Regions from separate parts of the Homo sapiens genome. Here regions 1 and 2 are each linked to region 3. Evidence: chromatin loops called from intact Hi-C (ENCODE). Cell type or tissue: mammary epithelial cell. All regions are shown on one strand.

Evidence for each region. Hi-C counts contacts between places; a loop is a spot of excess contacts. Peaks named below come from ENCODE experiments on the same cell type or tissue, not always from the same donor. Only the 100,000 strongest peaks of a DNase experiment are listed, where the experiment ranks them.
Region 1: a loop joins it to region 3, with 10 times the contacts of the local background. A loop is called at or near these places in 90 of 110 quality-filtered maps.
Region 2: it touches region 3 in a loop (2.9-fold over the local background); 8 of 110 quality-filtered maps call a loop at or near these places.

Annotation. Positions count from the first base shown.
Region 1 is chr6:152,120,627-152,128,626 of GRCh38, reverse strand. SYNE1 (spectrin repeat containing nuclear envelope protein 1) reads left to right here. Exons shown (of 146, transcript NM_182961.4): 146 at 5,951-6,940. The coding sequence ends at 6,191. It also overlaps a transcript of ESR1 not described here. Among named protein-coding and RNA genes, the nearest start is that of SYNE1-AS1, 260 kb to the left of the region's middle. In mammary epithelial cell, a CTCF peak has its summit at 3,995 (motif pointing right); a DNase peak (open chromatin) is centred at 1,036; H3K27ac peaks cover 1,233 bases.
Region 2 is chr6:152,334,868-152,342,867 of GRCh38, reverse strand. SYNE1 (spectrin repeat containing nuclear envelope protein 1) reads left to right here. Exons shown (of 146, transcript NM_182961.4): 75 at 3,502-3,627; 76 at 5,851-6,027. Among named protein-coding and RNA genes, the nearest start is that of SYNE1-AS1, 42 kb to the left of the region's middle. RefSeq lists a silencer at 4,112-4,241. In mammary epithelial cell, a CTCF peak has its summit at 4,136; no DNase peak of the experiment used is centred here.
Region 3 is chr6:151,760,241-151,768,240 of GRCh38, reverse strand. LOC107986529 (a long non-coding RNA gene) reads left to right here and starts at 2,099. Exons shown (of 2, transcript XR_007059818.1): 1 at 2,099-4,358. It also overlaps a transcript of ESR1 not described here. In mammary epithelial cell, CTCF peaks have their summits at 2,616 (motif pointing left), 3,755 (motif pointing left) and 4,727; DNase peaks (open chromatin) are centred at 2,530, 4,110 and 4,700; H3K4me3 peaks cover 1,710 bases; H3K27ac peaks cover 1,863 bases.

The DNA.
Region 1 (8,000 bases), 360 kb before region 3:
GGAAGAAACTGACTATTAGTTTGAAGGGAGGAGTTACTCATTTGGTTTCTTTGTTGTTGTTTAAAGTCAGATGTTAATATTATACTAGCCTGTTACATATTTCAATTTGATTTGATGGTGGTGATTCTGTATCTTCATACAGTATTTTAAACCTACATATGAATTGATGCCAATAGGTACTGAACACCTACTAAATTTAGGCCCTGGGCCTACAAAATTAATTCAATGTGATTCCTACCATTAAAAGACTTGCAGTATATCAGAATCTAGAGATTCCCTAAATCGTTACAGGGAGCTCCCTAGAACTTCTTAAAATTAGAAACATAAAAATCTGTGCATACATTCATAATAACCATATTTGTGACTGTTATTTGAGGTTAAACACACTTTAGAAGCATGCTTTCAAAGCAAATGCTTATGATGGTCTAGCTGGTACTTTTTCCCTACGTTTGACTTAAAATTTTCTAACCTTATCGCCATTAATTCTTCAAAACACTACTGCAACTGAGTTGAAATTGACAGCTAGAAAGATTTCACTCCAATTTCCAGCAAGGCAAAGGAATAATTGCACTGTAGTCCGGATGTAGCAAATTGATGACTTCATTCTAAAGCTTAGAATTGTAAAATGCAAAATTGCCTTGGGCACCTTAGGTCTCTGGCACCTTCTTTACAGAGAACTAAGATGGAATGAGAAGTGGCAAATGACTGGCCGAAACACTGAAAGAGGGAAAAAAGCCCTCATTTAAAAATGTATTCAAGTTAATCAGATACATTTAAGCAAGGGCAGTGGGGGTTTTTTGCATGTACACTAGGGCCTCACTATAAACACTACTCAGTTTCTTGTAGAATTTGTTTTGAAGTCTTTTCATTATCTGGGGATCTATTTATTCAAAGCATTCAAAGAGCCTCAGCACAGAGCCTCTCCCCTCTAAGGCAGATTGCTCACCCGTGCCCCAAGGAAAGCTGTAGGGTAAGGCTCCGATAGGTTTCTCTGTTGCTATTTGAGGTAGGCCTTCCTGGTGTTTCTAGGGAACAAGACAGGCAGTTTGAGAAATTTATCACATGCTTGAAAGCACTATTAATAAATCAGGTATGTTTTCCCGAGAGAAAAGGCCGAATCCAGCCAACCCCTAAGGGTATGAGTCGGCACACCCTTGGTATCATTATACAGATAATAGTGATAAGCTGCTGACATTCATTTAGTACTTAATGTGTTTCAATTATTTAGTGCTTAATTGTATACATGCTAAGCATTGTATGTGTTTTACCTCATTTAACCCTCACAAGAATCCCATGACATGGCTATATTCCCAATTTATAGACAAGGACACTGGGGATTAGAGGTGTAAAGATGTAGGATTTGAACCCAGGTCTCCCCTGACTCCAGACCCTACCCCGTTAACCGTACCACTCTGCTGAAGGGCCATTGATGGGTAGAAGCCTTTAAACAATGGTTTTAGAGCTGAGGCCACCACAGGCTGCCTCAGGTAGTTTAGGATTAGCAAGAATGTTTGGTTTGGAAAAAAAGAAGACCTGGGTCCTAACTTGATTCTGGAAACTTGTCTCCTGAACCATATATCCAGGAAACACTGGGTTTCAAAGACAAGACACATAAGGGCAGGATCAAGATCACGGACAATCTAGATGTTTCTGCAAAATAAATCTGTTACATACTGCCAGTGTTAGCCGAAAAGTAACAAAATAAATTAGAAGTTTCTTCTCATTTGGCTTTAAATGATGCATGCACGAAATTAACTCATTTTCATTTCCTTGATTATAAACAATTTTCAAAGTGAGTCATACCCTATGTGCATGGCATTCAGACTTCTCACAATTGTGTGTCCTACACACTTTCTTTTGAAGGGTGTGATTTTAGCCACTACTCCCTCCCTGCCATTCTCCTTATCCCGCAATTGTCTAGGTATTTTGGGACAGAGATGAAGCAACTCCTGGGCAGCTATTTACCTGGAAATTTGAAGGAGTGAGGGAAGTGAGAAAAATAAATAAAAATTTACTTGTAGCAAATAAGCACGTTTTTTGCTGGACAGAACTATCTGATATATCTGTATTGATGATGTTCCTTAAGGAGGCTCACACATTTAATTTTTCCTATATAAACACAATCTAAACTGGCATCCATGTATGTAATAAGACCAGAGGAGAATGACCAGTGGGTAGTCAACAAGTTGCCTTTGTTCTTTCCCTTATGAAATTTCCCAAGACTCTAGAAACTTAGGTGATTTTTAGCACAGTAGCTAAATATTAAAAATAACCCTTTCCCTGGGACCATTAGCTTCTTGATACTAAAATCGCTAGAACAAGTTCCCCCTGAAGATGAGGCAGCTTTGGGCATGTTGAAACTCTGGTAATTACCCCAAGGGGACAGGCATTTTCCCAGTGGATAGTTCGGATATTTTCAAGGGCAGCCAGCTGCACGGACAGTCACTGAATATTGTGTGTTCTCTCTGTCCCCATCTCAGCCCATGACTTCTTCCTAGCTTGGCGTTCTTCAGCATTAGAAGTCATGCACAAATTAAATTTTAATAAAAAATGCTCTGATGCTGTTAAATGTGCCATGTCCTTCAACAGACTCCAACATAGGAGTCCACATTCTGTAAATGGTGACATTTTTATCAAAAATGGGCAAGTAAATTAGTCTCTCTGGCCTTCAGTTTTCTCATTTGCAAAGATGAGGGGTGCATTAATATCCTAAAATTATTTTGGCTGTCATGATTTATGATTCAATGGTTTGCCATTTTTCTCAGGAGTGAACAGGTCAATGGGCAGCCCTTGTTTTGATCTTGATCTTTGACCTAATTGCACAAAGAATTTAACAGTTGACAAACAGGAGCTATTCAGCTCTGTCAGATTGTACTATCAATTATATATGTAAATCTTCCCATCACTAAAGTTCTTAAATGTCTCCTAATGAAAATTAGTCAGGTATTTAATAACTAGGAATTGTGGGAGCTCTCTTCAGTCACTCTGTTATAACTCATCTAGCTACAGGTGTTGAGTGTTGGTTGCCAGGGCATATTTTAAAGTCAGGGGAAGGATGTTTTGAAGAAAATTTGATCCAAAGTTTGTGGGTAGCTATCCTATCCTTCTTAAGACACTTTAAGGCAAACCATTGAATCATTGCAAATGAGAAAACTGAAGGCCAGAGAGACTAATTTACTTGCCCATGGTCATGTAACTGCCTCAAAACAAAATGTCCCCACGTCCACACACGGATTTGATGATCTGCAGGATACTGTGAGGCCTTATGACCAGAGGCTTTAGACACGAGGAAACCACTTGTTTCCAAATATTTTAGGATGCAAGTTCAGGATTCTCTTCTTTGCTTCTACATGTGAGATACCTGTGAAATGAATACGACCTGAATTACCATTACCATTATTCCTATCACCAACCAGCAAAACATTTCACAGCAGAGAGTGCGGTGGGCAGGGATTTTGGAAGCCTGAGTCCCTGCTAGGCCTCTTCCTTTAACTGTAGAATCTGAAGCAAGTCATTCAGCCTGTCTAGAGTCTCCAGGTTCTGGTAGTTAAAATCACAGGGTTGAAATCTTCTGCCACTGGCTGTGTGAGCTTGAGCCAGTTATTTCACTTCCCTGAGCTTTCTTTCACATCATCTGTAAAATGAAGTTAATAAGTACACACCGCAGAGGACTGCTGTGGGGATTAAATGACAGAACCCAACATAAATGCTCAGAGTGCTGCCTAGCAATTAGAAGAGTAAACATGAACTGTCCTTAGCTACTCCCCTACAAAATTAGGAGATGAACTGGATGCTCTCTAAGGCCCTGTCTCAACATGAATATTTTATGCTCAGGTAACTCAAGAAGTTTCTATTTTCCTTTTCCATTAATAAGGTATATGACATACTTCTTTTATGTTCTACTATATTTTCACAAAATATACTTTTTTTTTCCCTCAGCTTATTAGGAATAACTCATTGGTCTTAGCACAAGGGCAGTTAATCAGTTTGACCACTAGATGGTGATTGAGCTCTTGTGGCTTCTTGGGAGATTATTTATACTGACAAATCAGTAGAAGACAAAAACATCGAACAGTAAACTTTAAAGTTAGAAGACCATCTATGCTAATTTGAAGAGGTTAGTGAAGAGGTTGACACCTAGAGATGAAGTGAGTTGTTCAAGGTTACATTACCCTGCCGTTACTTGTGTGGATTTCAGAAAAGAACATGCTTCCAATTTAAACCAGTGATTTGATTTTTCCTTACACCACAAGAAGTGTATAGAAACACTGCGTGCTGCCTGTTTCTTGGGGTTTCTGCAGAACCAATATCTGTTTTTGAGATAGAGTCTCGCTCTGTTGCCCAGGATGGAGTGCAGTGGTGTTCCGATCATGGCTCACTGCAGCCTCCGCCTCCCGGGTTCAAGCGATTCTCCTGCCTCAGCCTCCCAAGTGACTGGGACTACAGGCACACGCCACCAGGCCTGACTAATTTTTGTATTTTTACCATGTTGGCCAGGCTGGCTTGAACTCCTGGCCTCAAGTGATCCGCCAACCTCAGCCTCCCAAAGCGCTGGGATTACAGGCGGGAGCCACTGTGCCCAGCCCTCTCCCATTTTTCTTTGATGGTTTAATAAAAGAGTTTTGAATACTCCCTCTGTTCCCTTCTAAGGGGATTCTATCTGTTTTTAACATTTATTTTCTTAGGTGTCACTCCGCATCCCCCACCGATATTAGGGTAGTCTGTCTTCAGAAATTAATAGGTAATAGGTGAGCTACAAACATAGTGCTTTCTTCTGGACCAAACCTACAGTTACCAATACAGCTTTCACACGCTCATATTATTTCAGTAGCCTCACATACAATGTCCTTATCCTTGGTGATATTAAAACTCTTAAGGAATTTATACTAGTTGTGAGGGAGTGTTTCTTTTGGCTACATCTTTTATTTTTGTTCATTCAATGTTGTATGGGTCTGAGTGTACACCAAATGCCTGTCGTAAACAACATTTCTTTCTTCATCTTTTCTGCTAGTAACCAAAAAAAGGTAATGGCTGTTCACAAAAAGAAAACAGTAGCACCCAACTCAGAATCTACTTCCAGATTCTGTATTTTCCAGGCAGTCCTTCTTAAGAGTTCTGAAACCTGTACTCAATCTCTAATGCACTGTTTAAAAGGAAGATAAAAGTGAAATAGAAAAACTTGTCACTTTGAGTGTAGAAGGGGCTGTAGGATGACAGTCCATCCTCCTCAGAAAATGGTGTCCATTTTCCAAAGTAATGACGTCAGTGATAGGATCAGCCTAGCATCTACATCATACAACACCAGTGTTCTGTAGACAGACTCCACTGCTATTCCTTGTTCGTACAGCTTTGGAACCCGCTAATGTCAGGGCCTGATGCTGATTCAGTGCAAGATGAAACCAGGGTATGCTCTATGATTAATGAAGCTTTTATGGGTCTGTGCAAAATGACAAAGACTGTTTTTATTTTTGCTGCATGGATTTTGGCATATCCAGGATGGCTAGATGGGATACTTGGTATGATTCTGACAGCAACTAATTTTGCTTAACAATGTTCATGATATTCTTAAAACAAAAATATGCTGCATCAAATATCTACATTTTAATTATTCTGGATCTACTTAATTCATGCTAGTAGAATGTGTATAGAGCAGTTATTTTCGTTGATAGAAAATGTTTCACCACATTAAGGGGTAAAAGGAGTAGAATTTGAACCTAATTACTTACGTTTAGTTGACTGACTAAATGTTTATTTCTTGTCAGTGCAGTTTCCAACAACCTCATTTGATGGTGGGGGGTGACCTGGGCACACTGTGGAAGGCTGGCAGCTGATCGCCAGGCTGGGGTGTGCTTGGCATGGCCCTTTAGCTTCCAGGAAGGTGCAGAGGCAAAAAGCAGCGTCCCTCCGACACTGGAGTTATCTGAGTAATTTATGTCCATTCTTCTCTCAGGTCCACAAAAGGTGGCTCCGATTCCTCCCTTTCTGAGCCAGGGCCAGGTCGGTCCGGCCGCGGCTTCCTGTTCAGAGTCCTCCGAGCAGCTCTTCCCCTTCAGCTTCTCCTGCTCCTCCTCATCGGGCTTGCCTGCCTTGTACCAATGTCAGAGGAAGACTACAGCTGTGCCCTCTCCAACAACTTTGCCCGGTCATTCCACCCCATGCTCAGATACACGAATGGCCCTCCTCCACTCTGAACTAAGCAGATGCCATCTGCAGAAGTGCTGGTAGCATAAGGAGGATCGGGTCATAAGCAATCCCAAACTACCAACAAGAGGACCTTGATCTTGGCGAAAGCCCTCGGTGTGGCAGCTTTAGCCCTCCTCCAGATCACATGTGTGCAAATTATGGCTTCAGAGGTGGAAGATAAACAGTGACGGGGGAACAAACAGACAACAAGAAGGTTTGGAAGAAATCTGGTTTGAGACTCTGAACCTTAGCACTAAGGAGATTGAGTAAGGACCTCCAAAGTTCCCCGGACTCATGAATTCTGGGCCCTTGGCCCATTCTGTGCACAGCCAAGGACTTCAGTAGACCATCTGGGCAGCTTTCCCATGGTGCTGCTCCAACCATCAGATAAATGACCCTCCCAAGCACCATGTCAGTGTCGTACAATCTACCAACCAACCAGTGCTGAAGAGATTTTAGAACCTTGTAACATACAATTTTTAAGAGCTTATATGGCAGCTTCCTTTTTACCTTGTTTTCCTTTGGGGCATGATGTTTTAACCTTTGCTTTAGAAGCACAAGCTGTAAATCTAAAAGGCACTTTTTTTTAGAGGTATAAAGAAAAACTAGATGTAATAAATAAGATCATGGAAGGCTTTATGTGAAAAAAGTTGAATGTTATAGTAAAAAAAAAAAGATATTTATGTATGTACAGTTTGCTAAAGCCAAGTTTTGTTTGTATTGATTTCTTTGCATTTATTATAGATATTATAAAATAGTTTGTCTGTGCTTTTTTTTCCCTAAACAAATAACTCTAAGTTTCATTATTAAGCAGGCACTGATCAGAATGCAACCTAAATGATCATTTTTCTGTGCAATGAATGAAGCTGGAACATTAGTGTATATTAAAGGAAAAGGATGGCAAGAGGCAGCATGGATTTAGACATAGAAGACCCCAGGTGATTCCTTTTTTTCTCTTCCTTCCATAGTCAATCAAATCTCCTGAATTCTTGTTTCCGGAAACCTTTCATCCTCTATTCTCCATTCCTTTTGCACATGGGAGAGGCTTCCTAGGAGCTGATATCTGAGGTCCCTTCTCCATTCCATTGCGAGCAGACAACAGCCACAGAAATCTTCTTAAAGCACACTTCTGTTCAGATTCCTTCTTTGCTGCAAAGCCTTCTATTGTTCATTGTCTACCGGATAAAATACAGTTTTCTTCTATCATTTAAGTCCATATGCAATGAGATTTTATTTTGCTCCTCTGAACTTGCCTACTATAGTGGACTTCATGGAATTATGTGATGCTCGTGGCATTTTAATGTATCATTTAATAATTCTGGGGCACATAAAACTCAGGTCTCTGGCTTCTCTTCTGGTAGACAGCTCTGGTGCCCTAGTCCGGAGCACATATTCCTGCATGGCAGTAATTGCCGGAGCTTGTTGGCTGCTGTCCCTTCCAGAATTGGGGGAGAGAGAGAGAGTATCTCCTCTTTGTACTTGTAAACCTTCAACTTCTCTCAAGGTCTGTGTCACCCTAGCCCCAGAGGTATTTAAGTTTACAAATCCTGCTCTAAATTGAGTATTTAAACCAAACTGAGGCCCTTCACCTTGCCTGAAACTGCCGTCTGTGCTTTCCATAATGCAGGTAGTCTGAGTCCATCTCAACTAGGGTTCCTGGGGTTTGCTAGATTTTCCAAGTCCCGGGCTTGCTTCAGACCTCCTAGTTCAACCTCTGGGATGGGGCCTGGGAGCCGGCATTTTAAAGAGATGCCTGAGGAGACTTTATTCCTCCTAACTGCTGAAAAGCACTGCCCTCTGCTTCCTTAACTTCATTC
Region 2 (8,000 bases), 570 kb before region 3:
ATGAAATGTTAGTTTTTATCATGTGAAGGGAATTCTATTCCATATTAATTTGACATCCACATGCTGAAAATGTTATTGCTGAGACTTAATCAGAATATGTGGGAAATATTTTTTTTAAACTTTTGTACTAAGCAGCTTTTGTATGCAGTGTTGACTCCGTGGGAAAATATTTTAGAGGAATTTAGTTATAAAGGTTATTGCTGCCAGATACGAATTAACAGTATTTAATAATTTAATTTTTTAGCACAAATTAGAATAGCATAATGTATTTGATCACTGAGTCCACATAAAGAATGTGTCTAGTTAATTTGTCCCCCGAAGTATACTTTCTAAAGGCTAAAATGATTTACATTGTCATTCAATGGTTCACAAAAGTGTTCATATTTTACTTTATAAGAATAGAATCAGGACAAATGAAACATAGTTCTCCTTGAATCAAGAAAAATGAATTAAAGACTGCCTATATTCTACTTTTTTATTAGACTGTGAGTTTCCTTGACCCACAAGCCACCTTGTCTTGTGGCTGTTTGTTTCCAATGCACTTTATTCAGAACAATTCAGACCAACACTTAATCTTTCTCCTCTGTTACCAAAAAAGAAATAAAAGAGATAAAGGGAGAAGAAAGTATTAATGGCAGTGATGTTTTGCTAGAGCAGGAAGAGATTTCCTACACATACCAGAGTAAGCCGTGGTCACAGGAGGATACTGATCCTTCTTCCAGATTACGTGACTGTATGGTTCCTTGTTTCTGCCTCTTTCACATGTCTCTCAAAATGGTCTTTGGAAGTAGCCAGAGAAGGGAGTTCGAGGTGGTGGAGACACTTGGACTACAGTCACTCTGAGGAGGAAAGGTTTTTTATTTTGTTCCCTTTTTTTATTTTTTATTTTTTGTTGTTATTTCTTTTGTTTTAGTTTTTCCCTTGGCAAGTGCAATAAGTCCTCACTTAATTCCATCGGTAGGTCTTAGAAACTGAAACTGTAAGCAAAACCATGTACAGCAGGTCCTCAAATAATGTCATGTCCTTCAATATGCAGCTTTGTTATAGCATTGATGAGAACAAAAGTTGTTTCATTATACAACTTCCTGCTTAAAGAAGTCACGGTTTCCAAGAATCTGCTGACGACATTAAATGAGGACTTACTGTGTTCATGTAAAATTGACCAGGCCCTTAGTGGCTGGTGAGCTTGGATATGTGACTGGAGAATCCGCTTACAATGGGCATGGTACCAAGATGCAGTGTGTATCCCCAACACCACCCGTCTAGTAAACCCAATAAACCCTCAATACATATGTGAAGATAATACACTCCCCGCTGCCACAAGAAAATGGCACATGGATTCGATTCCGTTCAGAGTGCTATATGTTTTTAGAAGGCATAAAATGTGAACTTTAGGGAATGGGAAAAAGTACTATAAGATTTTTCTGTAAAGTTGATTTTAGCAAACATCGTTTGCAGCTGTGTGGTCACTAACACTCTATATGCTGCTTCCAGTGCTTTCGGAATCAGATCAACTATATAAATCATACCATCATTCCTTTCAATTAAATATGTTCATAAAATACAAATTCTGACAACTTATTCTCTTCTCATATCCAAAAGTTGTTTGAGACAAATAACTTTCTCTGGGTCATAGGTGCATGATGTGGTACTTGTGCACAGTGGCTGATGACTCACAATACCATAGTTCGCTTGTACATTCAATTGAAAAGGTGCTACTCCTGACTTAATGGGAAATTGATCTGTGTTTATTATATCCACAGGAACACAGCATGTCTAGGTAATCCACACAGTGCAGAGGAAAAATACTCAGATTGGAGTCACAAAATCAGGCACCATGATTGACTCTATGATTTGGGAAAATCCTGGAAGTCAACTTTATCCCTGCAACTTGTAGTCAATACTGCCTTCCTTATTTATCCCTATTTATGTAGTAATCAAGAACCACTTCTTACTACCTCAGCCACCACCCCCTGTCAGGCCATCTTCATGGTTCATCTGATCCCTGCAGTAGCCTAACACCTGGACACCATAGCTGCCTGCCACCCCTGTGGCAAGCCGTTCTCCACGTGATGTTCGGAGGGAGTCTTTGAAAGCCTGTTTCAGATCATGATGCTCCCGATATTTTCCCATCACACTTAAATTCCAACTTTCTTACCACGGCTTATGAACAGGCTGATTATAGAATTTGTTTTCTCAAATGGAACCTTCTTGATAAGACAGAGTCTGCTTTACATAATCCAATGGGACTAGCGCAGTGGTTCACAACTGGGGTGGAGGAGATGGTGACTTTGCTCCTACAAGGGACATTTGGCACTGTCTGAACACGTTGTTGGTTGTTACAACTGGGAGTGGTGGGGACACTGCTGGCATTAAGTGGGTAGACGCGAAGGATGCTGCTGACGTTCTAGCAAGCTATAAGTCAGCCCCACAACAAAGAATTATTTGGAGTCAACTGTCAATAGTTCTGAGTTGAGAAACTCTAGACTAGAGACAAAACCCAGCAAATTGGGATGTATGGTCAGCTCTCCTTGTAAGGGGCTCCATGACTTGCCCCCGCCCACCCTCCGACCTCTGCTCACACCTGATTCACTCTGCTCCAGCCTCAGGGCTTTGCATTTGCTGTCTCTCTACCCACCACATCCACCTGCCTGGAATGTTCTTACCTTATGCCATGCCATGCATTCAGGTCGTTTCCTCAGAGGGGCCTGGGAGATACACTGTCCCTGAAGTGGCAGTCCTTCTTCCTCATACGCTATCTGCTTAGCACCTTGATTTTCCCACATGATATTTAAAACTACTAAACATCCCAGTGCAAGTTTGTTTATTTATATATTATTTATCTCCTTCCTAAGAATGTCAACTCCCTGGGAGCAAGGGTTTTGCTTTATGGGCTGCTCTATGCCCAGTATCTAAAATGGAGCCTGAGTAGAATCTGCGCATCTGCAAAGAAACACATTTCTTTGTTTCTATAAATAGATTAAAGATCCACCTGGAGAAGCCTTTCTTGGGCTTGTGGAAAGAGAATAATACAAGATGAATCTCCTGCAAAGTAAAGAAGCCCAGACATCTGTGTTTTAACCTCACTCCAATGAAACCTACCAACTCACGGACCTTTGCCTTCTGTCTCTAAGATATGCAAAAGCATGTTAAGAGGCAGGACAGCGTAGGCTACAAATTCTTTCTCTGGAATGGAAAATAAGCTGGCATGTGAGCAAATAATCTGGAAAGATTATAGAAGTTTCTTGCGTTTTCCCCTTTCCCAGACCATACAGAATACTTTACTTACAAGGAGAAGCAAATGGTGGACAAATAAATCCCCATTGGTGATTTAAATTTTTTCCTGTGAGTCACTAATATATGTCACTTGAACACAATGGTGAAAACACTGAGCATAGCAAGACTATTTTTGAAATGTCAACAGAATATTCCAAATGATACAAGTATTTGCTATCTAAATAGCTGATGCATCTCTTTCACTCTGATAACTGCCTTTTCCAGGTCAAACACTTCAGAGCTTTGCAAGAGCAGGCAAGGACCTACCTAGATCTCCTTTGCTCCATGTGTGACCTGTCAAATGCTTCGGTGAAAACCACAGCAAAAGACATTCAACAAACAGAGCAAACGGTAAGAAAATGAAAAATCACATTGAATTTGTTTGTTTTATTATATTCTCTTGCTTGAATGTTTCATGTGAGATTGAAAGAAAATAGCTCTTGGCTTGTTCTTGCTGTATGTAATGGTTCTACAGCCATTATAATAAATAGATATTTGAATTTCAGCTAACTCATAGAAAATTAAGCACATCCTGACATTGATGACATCAGATTGGGACTGAATCACTTAGTCCCATTCATTCGCTGCCCATTAGAACCTTTCTTTTTTCTCCTCCTTAATGACCATTCTCTCAATTTTCCTATCTTGCCACACCTTTTTTTGTTCTTTTCTCCTTTTCCACCTTTTTCTTTAGGCAATACTTAATATGAAAGGGGCTCTTGACCCTTTCTTTATTATATCAAGGATGTCAAAGAGCATGCCATCTGTCACAATCCTTCTAGTTCATTGGTAAAGTGTGGTGTTCAGAAGGATTTTGAAACTGTCTGGGCTATGATGAGCTAGCAGTACCGGCCCACACAGACAGATGGCAGCACTGGAGGCGTATTTTCCCGGCTGCTGCCACTGCAGCCTTAAACTCTTCCATGAAACACATTTGGGTTTGTTTGCTCGTTTGTTTGTTTGTTTGTTTCTTTATTTTGAGACACTCTGCCAACCAGTCTGGAGTGCAGTGGCGTTATCATCACTGACTGAAGCCTCAACCTCCTGGGCTCAGGTGATCCTCCCACCTCCGCCTCCCAATAGCTGGGACTATAGGCACACACCATCACACCCAGCTAATTTTTATACTTTTTGTAGAGACAGGGCTTCGCTGTGTTTCCCAGGCTGGTCTCGAACTCCTGGGCTCAAGCAATCCTCCCTCCTTGGCCTACCAAAGTGCTGGGATTACAGGCATGAGCCACCACGCCTGGCCCACACTTGAGTTTAAAAGAAAAATAAGACTTAGTTTTGGTATTTAATTTATTAAATATTCACAGAACAGTAAAATGATTCACAGGAAAAAAATGTCAAAATAATAAGGTTTTTCTCTTTAATATTATCAAATCTGTTTTTAAATCCTTACAAAAGACGATGTAACCCATTTATTTTATTTTATTTTATTTTGGAGAAAGAGTCTCACTCTGTTTCCCAGGCCGGAGCACAGTGGCGCAATTTTGGCTCACTGCAACCTCCGCCTCCCACATTCAAGCAATTCTTGTGCCTCAACCTCCCGAGTAGCTGGGACTACAGGCACACACCACCATGCCTGGCTACTTTTTGGTATTTTAGTAGAGAAAGGGTTTCACTGTGTTGCCCAGGTGGGTCTCGAATTCCTGAGCTCAGGCAATCCACCTGACTTGGCCTCCCAAAGTGCTAGGATTACAGACACGAGCCACCATTCCCAGCCAATGTAACCCATTTATTTTTACAGAAATGATTTATTGAAACAAATTACACAGCTTCAAAAACCAGTGAAGCAGATCAAAGACATATCCAAAACATTAATAATTCAGCATGTTGTAAGACAGATGAACAAATGTGCAACAGAGAATAACAGAAGTCTTTTCTAGTTAACCTTAACACCAAATTCATGAGTCATACAGATGAATCTACTGAAATGCCCAATGGGAAAAACCATCAGAGCAGCTTTAGACCTAATACATTGATAAAACTTATTAGAGTTTCGCTGGGCGCAGTGGCTCACTCCTGTAATCCCAGCACTTTGGGAGGCCAAGGCGGGCGTATTATCTGAGGTTGGGAGTTCGAGACCAGCCTGACCAACGTAGAGAAACCCTGTCTCTACTAAAAATACAAAATTAGTTGGGTGTGACGGCGCAAGCCTGTAATCCCAGCTACTCAGGAGGCTGAGGCAGGAGAATCACTTGAACCCGGGAGGCAGAGATTGCTGTGAGCCGAGATCGTGCCATTGCACTCCAGCCTGGGCAACAAGAGCGAAACTCTGTCTCAAAAAAAAAAAAAAATTATTAGAGTTTCACAACACTGATTAAAACCATATAGCATAACTTGTAGACATTTAAAGTCTTTAGGAACCCTACATTTTTTTAAAAAAAATCTGCTTTTCCTGAAGCAAATAAAGAAGTACTTTTTAAATTTATGTATTTGTGTGTGTGAGTTTGCGTGTGTATGTGTGTGTCAAATGAGTGCACAGGCCAGCTGGAAAGTTCCATCTCTGATTCATTAACCATAAATGTTTCCATGTATGGTTGCTAACTTTTATCTCTGTGTTTTCTCAAGATTGAACAAAAGCTTGTCCAGGCCCAGAACTTAACTCAGGGCTGGGAAGAGATCAAGCACCTGAAGTCTGAGCTCTGGATTTACCTGCAAGATGCTGATCAGCAACTGCAGAACATGAAGAGGAGGCACTCTGAGCTGGAGCTGAACATTGCACAGAACATGGTTTCACAAGTTAAGGTGGGAATTAATTTGCCCCCAAGGGAGATAAAAGAGGCCAACAGAGTAGAAAACCTGAAATGTGTTCAGTGTATTCACTTCAATATGCCTGAGTGTCTGTCAATCCTTAGACATTAATACAACTCTTTAAGGCAGAGGTCCCCAAGCCCCAGGTTATGGACAAGCACAAGTCCATGTCCTGTTAGGAACCTGGCCGCACAGTGGGAGGCGAGCAAGCATTAATGCCTGAACTCCACCTCCTGTCAGATCAGAGGCCACATCAGATTCTCATAGGAGTGCAAACCCTACTGTGAACTGCGCATGCAAGGGATCTAGGTTGCATGCTCCTTATGATAATCTAACTAATATCTGATGATTTGAGGTGGAACAGCTTCATCCTGAAACCATCCCCCTCCAGCCCCATTCACGGAAAAATTGTTTTCCACAAAACCCATCCCAGGTGCCAAAAAGTTTGGGGACCGCTGCTTTAAGGAATAGCAAATCTGAACAAACATCATTTGGTGCCAGGGAAAACAGATTATAAAGTAGACATTCAAATATATTACTGAAGCTTCAGATGGCCACTTTCATCAGAAGACATTCATACTCTACATTATTCCTGAGAAAAGCAGGTGTGATTTAGTCTACAGAGTAGACTGCTTAGTCAGAAAACTCTGTGACTAAGCAAACATGGAACATTATTCTTTTTTTAGATTTTCATCACCATATTATGCTAAAACTGTAGGACTGTAAGCTTATCAATTCATTAGTTATATATTTGAGCTATATGTAATTAATTTAAAGTATAATATAAATGCAGTTTGTATTACATATTTATATATAATTTAAATAATTTAAAATATATAGGAAATTGTGGCCGGGTGTGGTGGCTCATGCCTGTAATCCCAGCACTTTGGGAAGCTGAGGTGGGCAGATCACTTGAGGCCAGGAGTTTGAGACCAGGCTGGCCAACATGGTGAGACCACATCTCTATTAAAAATACAAAAATTAGCCTTGCGTGGCACATGCCTATAATCTCAGCTACTTGGGAGGCTGAGGCACGAGAATCATTTGAACTTGGGAGGCGGAGGTTGCAGTGAGCCATGATCATGCCACTGCACTCCAGCCTGGGCCACAGAGTGAGACTCTGTCTCAAAAAAAAGGGAAAAAAGAAAATTATAAGTGTATTAACTTAATTGGAAGTTGGGTCAGATTTTAAATAAACTTAAAGATGTTTTTTCTCTGTGATTATGAGTCAATAATAATATATTGTCTACTGGAGTGCTGTTTGCAAGTACAGAGAAAAAAGAGAATAGGGATCGGGATAATAAGATTTATTTTTTCTCAGAAGCATGAACTCTTTTTTAAAAAAATTTGTGAACCATCCTAGAAATTTAATTTTTTAAAATGTATTTTATAAGAAAAGTTTTGTTTATTATAAAAGGCTTAGAAAATACAGAAATGTCTTAATAAGCAAATTTAAATCACAATCACTTATGATACTACCATTCAGAGATAATAAACAATGCCAATATTTTGCTGTATTTGTTTTAGATATACACATAATAAAAACATTCAAGATGATACTCTTGTTAACATTTTAATTGTGATTGAACCTAGCTTTAAGGACAAAATTTCATATATCAGTCAGGGGATTTAAGAGGTGTTTTTTGGGTAGTGGGAGTAAATGGCAATGGGAGTGAGCAGTGGGGAAGTATGGAAGTCCATGAACCAACCCCTTGGAGGAAACACTATCCAAAGAAATGATCCTCTGGCCACATATTGGGCTGGCAGAGATGGTATCTTAGAGGTTTCTTTTTGCTGTGTATGCAGGGAGTAGATGAATCTAAACCATTGCCTTTCCACTTTGCGAATGTACTCCAGCCTTCCCCAACTCTGTACATAACACCACTGCCCACCTGGTGACCCAAGCTACTTTGCCTTGTCTCTGACATTTGGAAGGTTTCCGTCAGAGGCGTTCAAACCAGAGCGAC
Region 3 (8,000 bases):
GTGTCCCACTACTGATGTCACCTTTGATCACTTGGATATGGTAGTGTCTGCCAGATTTCTTCTTCTCTGTAAAGTTACTATTTTCCCTTTGCAATTAATAAGTATCCTATGTGGAGGTACTTGGAGACTTTAAAAATATCCTGTTTCTGGTCCTGTTTTCCCTCACGAATTTTAGCATCCACTGGTGATTCTTGCTTCAAATAATTATTGCTCCACATTCCCCATACCTTACCTTTTTCCTGGACACACAGCTGAAGTACAGTGCCTAGTCCCCTCATATCTAGGAGGAATGATATAACTAATTCTAGCGCATAGAGCTATAATTGTAAGGGGTATATGCCCCTTCTAGGTTTGCTCTCCCCACCCAACAAATGTCTCCTATTATTCTGCAGGTTCTTTGCTTGTCAGTCAATTGGATGCATAAGATCCAGCAGAGAACACTAAGAAGGCTTTGGTAGTTGTGGAGCCACTAGACCTTAGCATCTGTACCATTCAGGAAGTCCTATGAACTTGGGTTAAGAAAATCTTTCTTTTAACTGGAATTTGACATCTCCCTTTGTGAATACAGATGGCAGCTATAATAGTGTTAGCAATACCAATGTCTTTGTCACCAAGATAAATCATATATATTACCTATCACGCTGTATTCAGTGCAGACATCTTGAAATATATTTACCTATCACTAATTTGAAATTAACTTTGAATTTTAATTATTAGATCTGTCACTATATCTTTTTTTTCTTTTATCACATTTAGAAACTGTCCTGAGAGGAGATTTATTGGCTTCACCAGACTGCCAAAGGGGTCTAAGACCTAAAATAGGTTAAGACAGAAAGAGGAGTTCCCTGAGTCACTGCATTTTGAGGACAACCTAGGGAAGGAGGTGGGGAATATCTGCAATAGAATTTGCATGAGAGAAAAATAAACTTTTACTCTCTTAAGCTGAGATATATGCTGTTATTTGTTCAGCAATTATCTTATCCTGAGTAATCAAGAGAATAAAGTTGTAAATGTGGAAATTATATGCAAGGGAAGATGGTTGAGGCCATGGGATTGGATGTGATTGTTAAGAAGAGAGACAAGTACTGAATTTGGGGCAATTGCTACATTTTGGAAAAGAAGACAAAAGAAACAGATGAAAGAATGATCTGAATAGAAGAAAGAGAACCAGAAATACGTGGTGTAAAAGATTCTATGAACCTGAAACCATATTTTCATTTCTCAGATGTCTTCATATAGAATAAGTCCTTATCTGTTGTCTGGAAAGATAAGAAGCTAAACCATTTCAGTAGATTTGCTCAACTATATCTGTCATTTACGAGATGACAGGTATTGTACTTCTCTAAGTCTAGGTTTCCTTGTCTATGAAAAAATTGCAATGCAGATTACAGAAGGTAATGTAAGTAAACACATGCAAAAGAACCTACTACAGCTTCTGACATGTATCTATCGCTAGAAAAGTTAGCTATTTTTCTCCCCAGTCTTTCCCCCTTCCTACCCTCATTAGCAATCCATTTCATGTATTAGAGTTTAAAAGAACTAAAGAGTATATTAAGAAAACTGTAAATTTTTTCTTAAGTCAAAATCACAGCATTTTAGACATTATACTTGCCATAGTATTCAAGCTATAAAACTCAGCAAAATCATTATTAAAATTCAAATAGAATCTTGATATTTTATTTGGAAAACAGATTGAGTGAAAAAAAGAGGCGTGTGATTTTTATTTGTTTTTTTTTATTTTTTATTTTTTTGTTTGTTTTGAAATGGGGTCTCACTCGATCACCCAGGTTGGAGTGCAGTGGTGCAATCTTGGCTCACTGCAACCTCCGCTTCCCAGGCTCAAGCAATCCTCCTATCTCAGTCTCCTGTAATTTTTAAATGTCAATCAAAAGCAATCAAAACACCAAACCATCATTTATTGGAGTTTAGTATCAGAGAGTCCTCACGAGCTATGCAAAAATGTTGTTGGTCTTCAGGAAATCCACCTCTGAATCGCTCCTTCTTTGTCCTTAGTACCTCGTTCCTTGTCTCATGTTCTCCTACCACAAATGCAATGCGAAGAGGAAGAGAGGGGTGCTTCAAAAATCACAAATTTTATACAGGTACATATTTTATTGTTAATTTCTTTCAACACTGGATATGGATATTTTATATATAAATATGAAGCCCTGTATGCATTCCTTAAAATTCAATTACAAAGTCCAGTGGAACATGAAAACATAGATTAATATTGCCACAGCATGTGAGGGAAAAACTGTCTCTCATCTACTTTGAAAAGTTTTATTAAGAGTCTCTTGGAATCACCATGTCCAAAACACGGATGTGCATAAACCAACGCATTTTGATAACAGTTCTGTAATTGAACCCCTTTCTCCTCTCACCCTAGAGTTTCTTGAACTGAGGAATGAGTAATATCCTGGACTAGAGGCTGAGAGATTGTTTTCATAAGCAACAGCCATCTGTGCAGAATAACAATAGAGCTGAAAAGATTCTGACCTATGTTACCAAAGAATTTTCCAGATAATTCAGACTCTTTCTATGAAAAGTGCCAGAATCTGAGTGACAAGCCCAGGCAACTCCTCCATGTAGTTTTAGGAAGAAAGTGCTGCCATCTACAGGGTCGACATGGAACTAATGCTTTAAAAAAAGGTGGAGAACCTACTGGATCTTAAGGTTTTAATTAGCTATAGGAAAAAAAATAGCAATAGCATGGCTAACGAGAGTAACACAATGTGTCCACTTTAAAATTTTTATTCCAAATATATTCTACTTCTTTGCTGTCCAATACAGCTTTCATGTGGCTATGAAGCACTTGAAATGTAGCCAGCGTGACTGAGGAATAGTTTCTAAATTTTCATTTCATTTTAATTAATTTCATTGATTTAAATTTTAAAACTGATACTCAATTCAGTCATTGAAAACTTTTAAGTATGCTTGTAACAACTTAGGTGTCTGAATCTATTTTTTTCAAATGTAAATTTTACGATATCTATCTACAGATTAAATATTCCTAATAAAAATGTAGCATCTGAATTGCGTGTGCTATAAGTGAAAAACGTACACCACATTTCAAATGTTTAGTACAAAGCCAAAAGAATGTAATATTTTTCATTAATAATTGTTATATTTAGAACATGTCAAAATTGATATTTAGCTATATTATGTCAAACAAAATATATTATTAAAATTACTTTTATTGGCTTCTTTTTACAATTTTAATGTGATTACTAGAAAAGTTTAAACGACACGTGTGGCTGACAGATTTCTGTTGTACAGCACTGTTTCCATTGTACAGCACTGTTCTATTTTTCTATTGTACAGCACTGTTCTAATTGATTCAAAAAAAAGAAGTAAATATGTTTAGCTGTTTAGTGCTTACAGAATCACATGAAGTGCTAGATTTACAAATGTCGTATTTGACCTCAAAATTAAAGCAAACGTGTAACAGACACTGATGCCATTATGGATAAATGTAACATAATTTTTAGAGGAAATGATCTCGTTCGGTCTTCAGTGATCATCATTGTGACTGATAGACATCTTAAAATGGTAGAAAATTTGGATCTTGATGAATGTAACAACATAACCGTTTTTATCATGGTTAACGAACTGGTGACAAGAAGCACACATTGTAAAGAAATTCCACTAAATTTGTGTCCTGTTCCACTTCTTCCATCGATTTCCAGCATTATCTCCCCGAGACTATATCTTCATTGCGAGGACTGACTCCCTGCGCTCAGCAGCCCCCCACTGGCCGTCCTGACAAGCGCAGTGCAGACTTCTCCCTGTGGTGCCACCCCTTGGTCTTTCGCGGCTGAGGCAGTCCTTCTCCAAAGTAAAAACATCTCCTTCATCAAGGATGTCTTCTTCCAATCTATAACATAAAAATCCTATCTCCCCTCTCCTTCTTCTTCCATACTCCATATGTTTAACACATTCTTCTGTTACTCAGGCAGAAAAAAAATAAATAAATAAACCAGACAGGCCCATGACTCAGTTAGCAGATGCCCACACAAAGATAGGGTGGCCAACCGTACTGATTTGTTTGCCCAGGACTGTCCCAGTTTTAGCATTGAAAGTCCCACCTTCCAGGAAACCCCGGTCCCGAGCAAACCAGGCCGGTTGGTCGCCCTACTTGCCAATCTCGCCTGTTGACAGCAAAGCCAGAGACAGGAGAGCCACACCCCCGCGCTTTGCTCCAGCAACAGGGAACTGCCTGTTTCCCTGCTGACTTTAACCTCCTTCCCTTTACCCACAGGGCCGCCCTTCCCCTTCCCAGCCCCCTAACTTACCTGTCGCCCTGTCATCCTCCAGGCATCACTCCCCGTCCAAGGCCTTCCGTCACTCCTCTGGCGCAGGTAAGTTGTACCTAACCACGTTGTATTTTAATTCTCTGTCCAGTTCCCAAGTTTCCCATCAGCTGTAAGCTTAAGTCAGGAGTCTTGTTCATTCTTGTATTTCTGTCATATATTAGCTGAACTTGTGAGTGAATGTTGATTCGTCTTAGAAAGGCACCTGGGCTCTGGGTATATTTTGTGGGCCTTCTTCCAGGAATACACTCCTCTTCTGACATAACGACCAACGACAAACTGTTTTCCAAGACTGGACGTCTGCATTTCCCAGCCTTGGAGAATCTTTCCCCAGTCTTAGTCTCTCCAACACAGTAGGCAACACCGTCCTGTCAGTAATCCCTGACTAACACCACCCCATTCCACCCCTAGGGGGAAAAAAAAGACGCACATATGTACGCACATCAAAAAGTTACAGCAACAATAACCAAAAAATTCCTTGCTTTCATTTTCAACACTGGCTAGTAATTTTTGCCTTTGGGGGTTGGAATCGCTCAATATGCATATTTCTTTCCAACGTGGGAGAAAAGAATGCACACAAGAATGCAGCAAAGTGGAGAGGATGCGTAGAAATAATGAAAGAAGTGTACCTAGAGGTGATTATATATGGAAAGACAACAAGTGATCTCAGAGTGGCAGGTAGTGACAAGGATGCAAAAAAAAAAATCAGACACAGTCCTACTTGTCCAGGAGCCAAGGTGGTTATAATTTGGAAATTACATAGGTGTGTTTTCTAGATATTACACAACATATAAGGCAATAAATTGCTCTTAGCAATACAGAGAAAAATGTAAACTTTCAGTAAACATTTTAACATATTAATTTTATATATTTACTTTATGTATTTTAAACTTATCTATTTTAATATATTTAAAATAAAAATTACATCTTTATATATTGAAATATATTAAAAATATTTAAACTATTAATTTTTGTTTGTTTGTTTGTTTTTGAGATGGAGTCCCACTCTGTCACCCAGGCTAGAGTGCAGTGGCGTGATCTCGGCTCACTGCGATTTTCCTGCCTCAGCCTCCTGAATAGCTGGGACTACAGACACACGCCACTATGCCCAGCTAATTTTTACAGTTTTAGTAGGGACGGAGTTTCGCCATGTTGGCCAGGCTGGCTTTGAACCCCTGACCTCAAGTGATCCACCCACTTCAGCCTCCCAAAGTGCTGAAATTACAGGTGTGAGCCACTGCATCTGGCCTATTAATATATTTTAAAACGTTAGATTATTAATGGTCACTTTTGAGTGCTAATTACGTAAAATAACTTTACCTGTATGATTCTCAAAGCTCTATGAAGTAAGTTCTATAATTATCTCCATTTTACTGAGAACTTGTGGCACAGAAAAGTGAAGAAACTCATCCAAGGTCATAGAATTTGTAAATGAAAGAGCTGGGATTTAAAGAGGCCCCTTAAAGGTGACAGCAACCCCCTGGGATGCATAGAAACATGTTCACACCACTCTCCAATAATCAAACAGCACACCAGCAAAACTAATTTATAAAAAATAACTTGCAAAGCCTATAACAGTTTCAGCATGCACCATGCTGTTTTACTACAAGCTGTACAACATGCTTCCCAATGGATGTTCTAAAAACATGCATACACCTTAGTAAATGTTTATTTCTCATAGGATAAGCCCATGCATGAAAGAATAGATAACGGTGTCAGAATGATGAATTCATTTTCTCCTTCATTTAAGTTAGAATGATAGTTCTTTTTCACCTGAAAGCGGTGTTAGAAGTGTTGTCAACCTTAGCTGCTCAATGGAAGCACCTGGAGAACTTTAAAAGCCACTAAGATCTGGTTACCATCTGCAGAGGTTGTGATTTCACTGGGACTTTTAACCTCCCCAGAGGGTTCTGATGTGCACTCAAGATAAAAAAGCACGTTTTGTTTAGAGTAAGCAGAAGAATTTCAAGGTGTGTCTCCAGATCAGCCATCAACTTCACTTGGGAGCTTTTTAGAAATACAAATTATTGCACTCCCTCCTGGATCTACTGAATAAGAAATTCTGAGGGTGGGGCCCGGCCTTCAGTGTCATAACACACCCTCCCTGTGATTCTGATACTCACTTGAGTTTGAGAACCACTGATGGAGCCTAATTCCTTCAATGAGAGATAACTGAAATCCAGAGAATTTAAATTTGCTTCAGGTCACATGACCCATCCATGGTGGGGCTGGCTATGAAATGATAATGATAGCTAGCATTTATTGAGGGCTTACTGTTCTAGATGGACTGTTTTGCATCAACTAATTAATGTGATCACTGCAACGTTAAAGGGATATGTTCTATTAATATCCTATTTTACAGATGAGGAAACCAAGCCACAGAAATTGCTCAGGGTCACAGGGCTGAGGAGTAGAAAAGCAGGGATTTGAACACCTCCCCAGTCAGGCATGCAATGGGAATATGCCCAAAAACCTGTGAATCTTATTCTAAGAAAGAGAAGTGGGTGAATCTAAATTTCCTATGCAAATGGTTAGGAATAAGAATGACAGAGCCTAGGGTAGTATAGGCCTAAATCTTCATTTCTATTCATGATTGTTTCTACTATTTTAAAGTATTCCATGAGAATGATTATTATTTTCTTTAGTTAAATATCTAATATATATGAAAAAGAAGTATTAAAAAATAAGGCTAAAACGTAAATATTTTAAATAAACACCTGCCAACCACCAAGGTATTGCTGTTCTAGTTTTTTTTTTTAATGCTTTGACCTACATTTCCATGTGTTGAATAATTAGTAGTGGGAAAATGGTATTGGATGAGATATTAAGAAATGTTTGCATACCCTTCGCCCAGCCACTATTTCTCAGGAACAGAACAGCATGCTAGTAGAGAGCGATGTATAGTTACCTTCTTGAAAGTAACATCCTTAGCCATAAATCCATGAAATGTGTACTGAAACATATCAGTATGCTAATAAGCACACAAAAATATTTTCCAATATTCCAAAAAGGTCTCAATCATAGAGTTTTTTATCTTTTAATAGATAAGTGAAACTTTAATCGATCCATTATTTTCTGAACATCTTATCATAGTAACAGTGTCTACCAATTTCTGTAGCACTTTACCAAGAGCTTGCAGCTTCACACATAGCCTCCATCTAGTTCTCACAGCAGTCTGTGGGATAAGTATGTGCAGTGCGTTTACTGTCATGGGTTGCGATGGGGAAGAGCAGGTGCTGGGGGGCAGCAACTCGCCTCGGAGGACTCAAAGAAGTGTCTTACCAGAGAGCATTAAGGGAGCAGGCTGGGGAGCGCAAATAAGCCTATCTGCAAATTCCACATTTACCATAATAGGTCCGGGAAGGAGAGAACAAAACAAAGGATAAGCCAAAATATTCTTCCTAAGACAACAAAGAAAGGACACAGATAATAGGATGGCTCTCAAGATGGAAACACAGAGAAAAGAAGACAGAAGATTACATTATGCTGAAGTCTGAATTGGACAATGGATTTTTAAGAGGAGGGATATTTAATATTCTATTTCTAGATGCTTGTTTGTTGCAATATAGACCCTTTCTTCAATGGAGTTTTCCACCAACTACAATGCCTTGTTGGGTGGTCTTGTGTGGGATTCAAAGAAAGGCAATGAGTTCTACCTCTGGACCCACCCAGTGTGGAACACGACTGTGA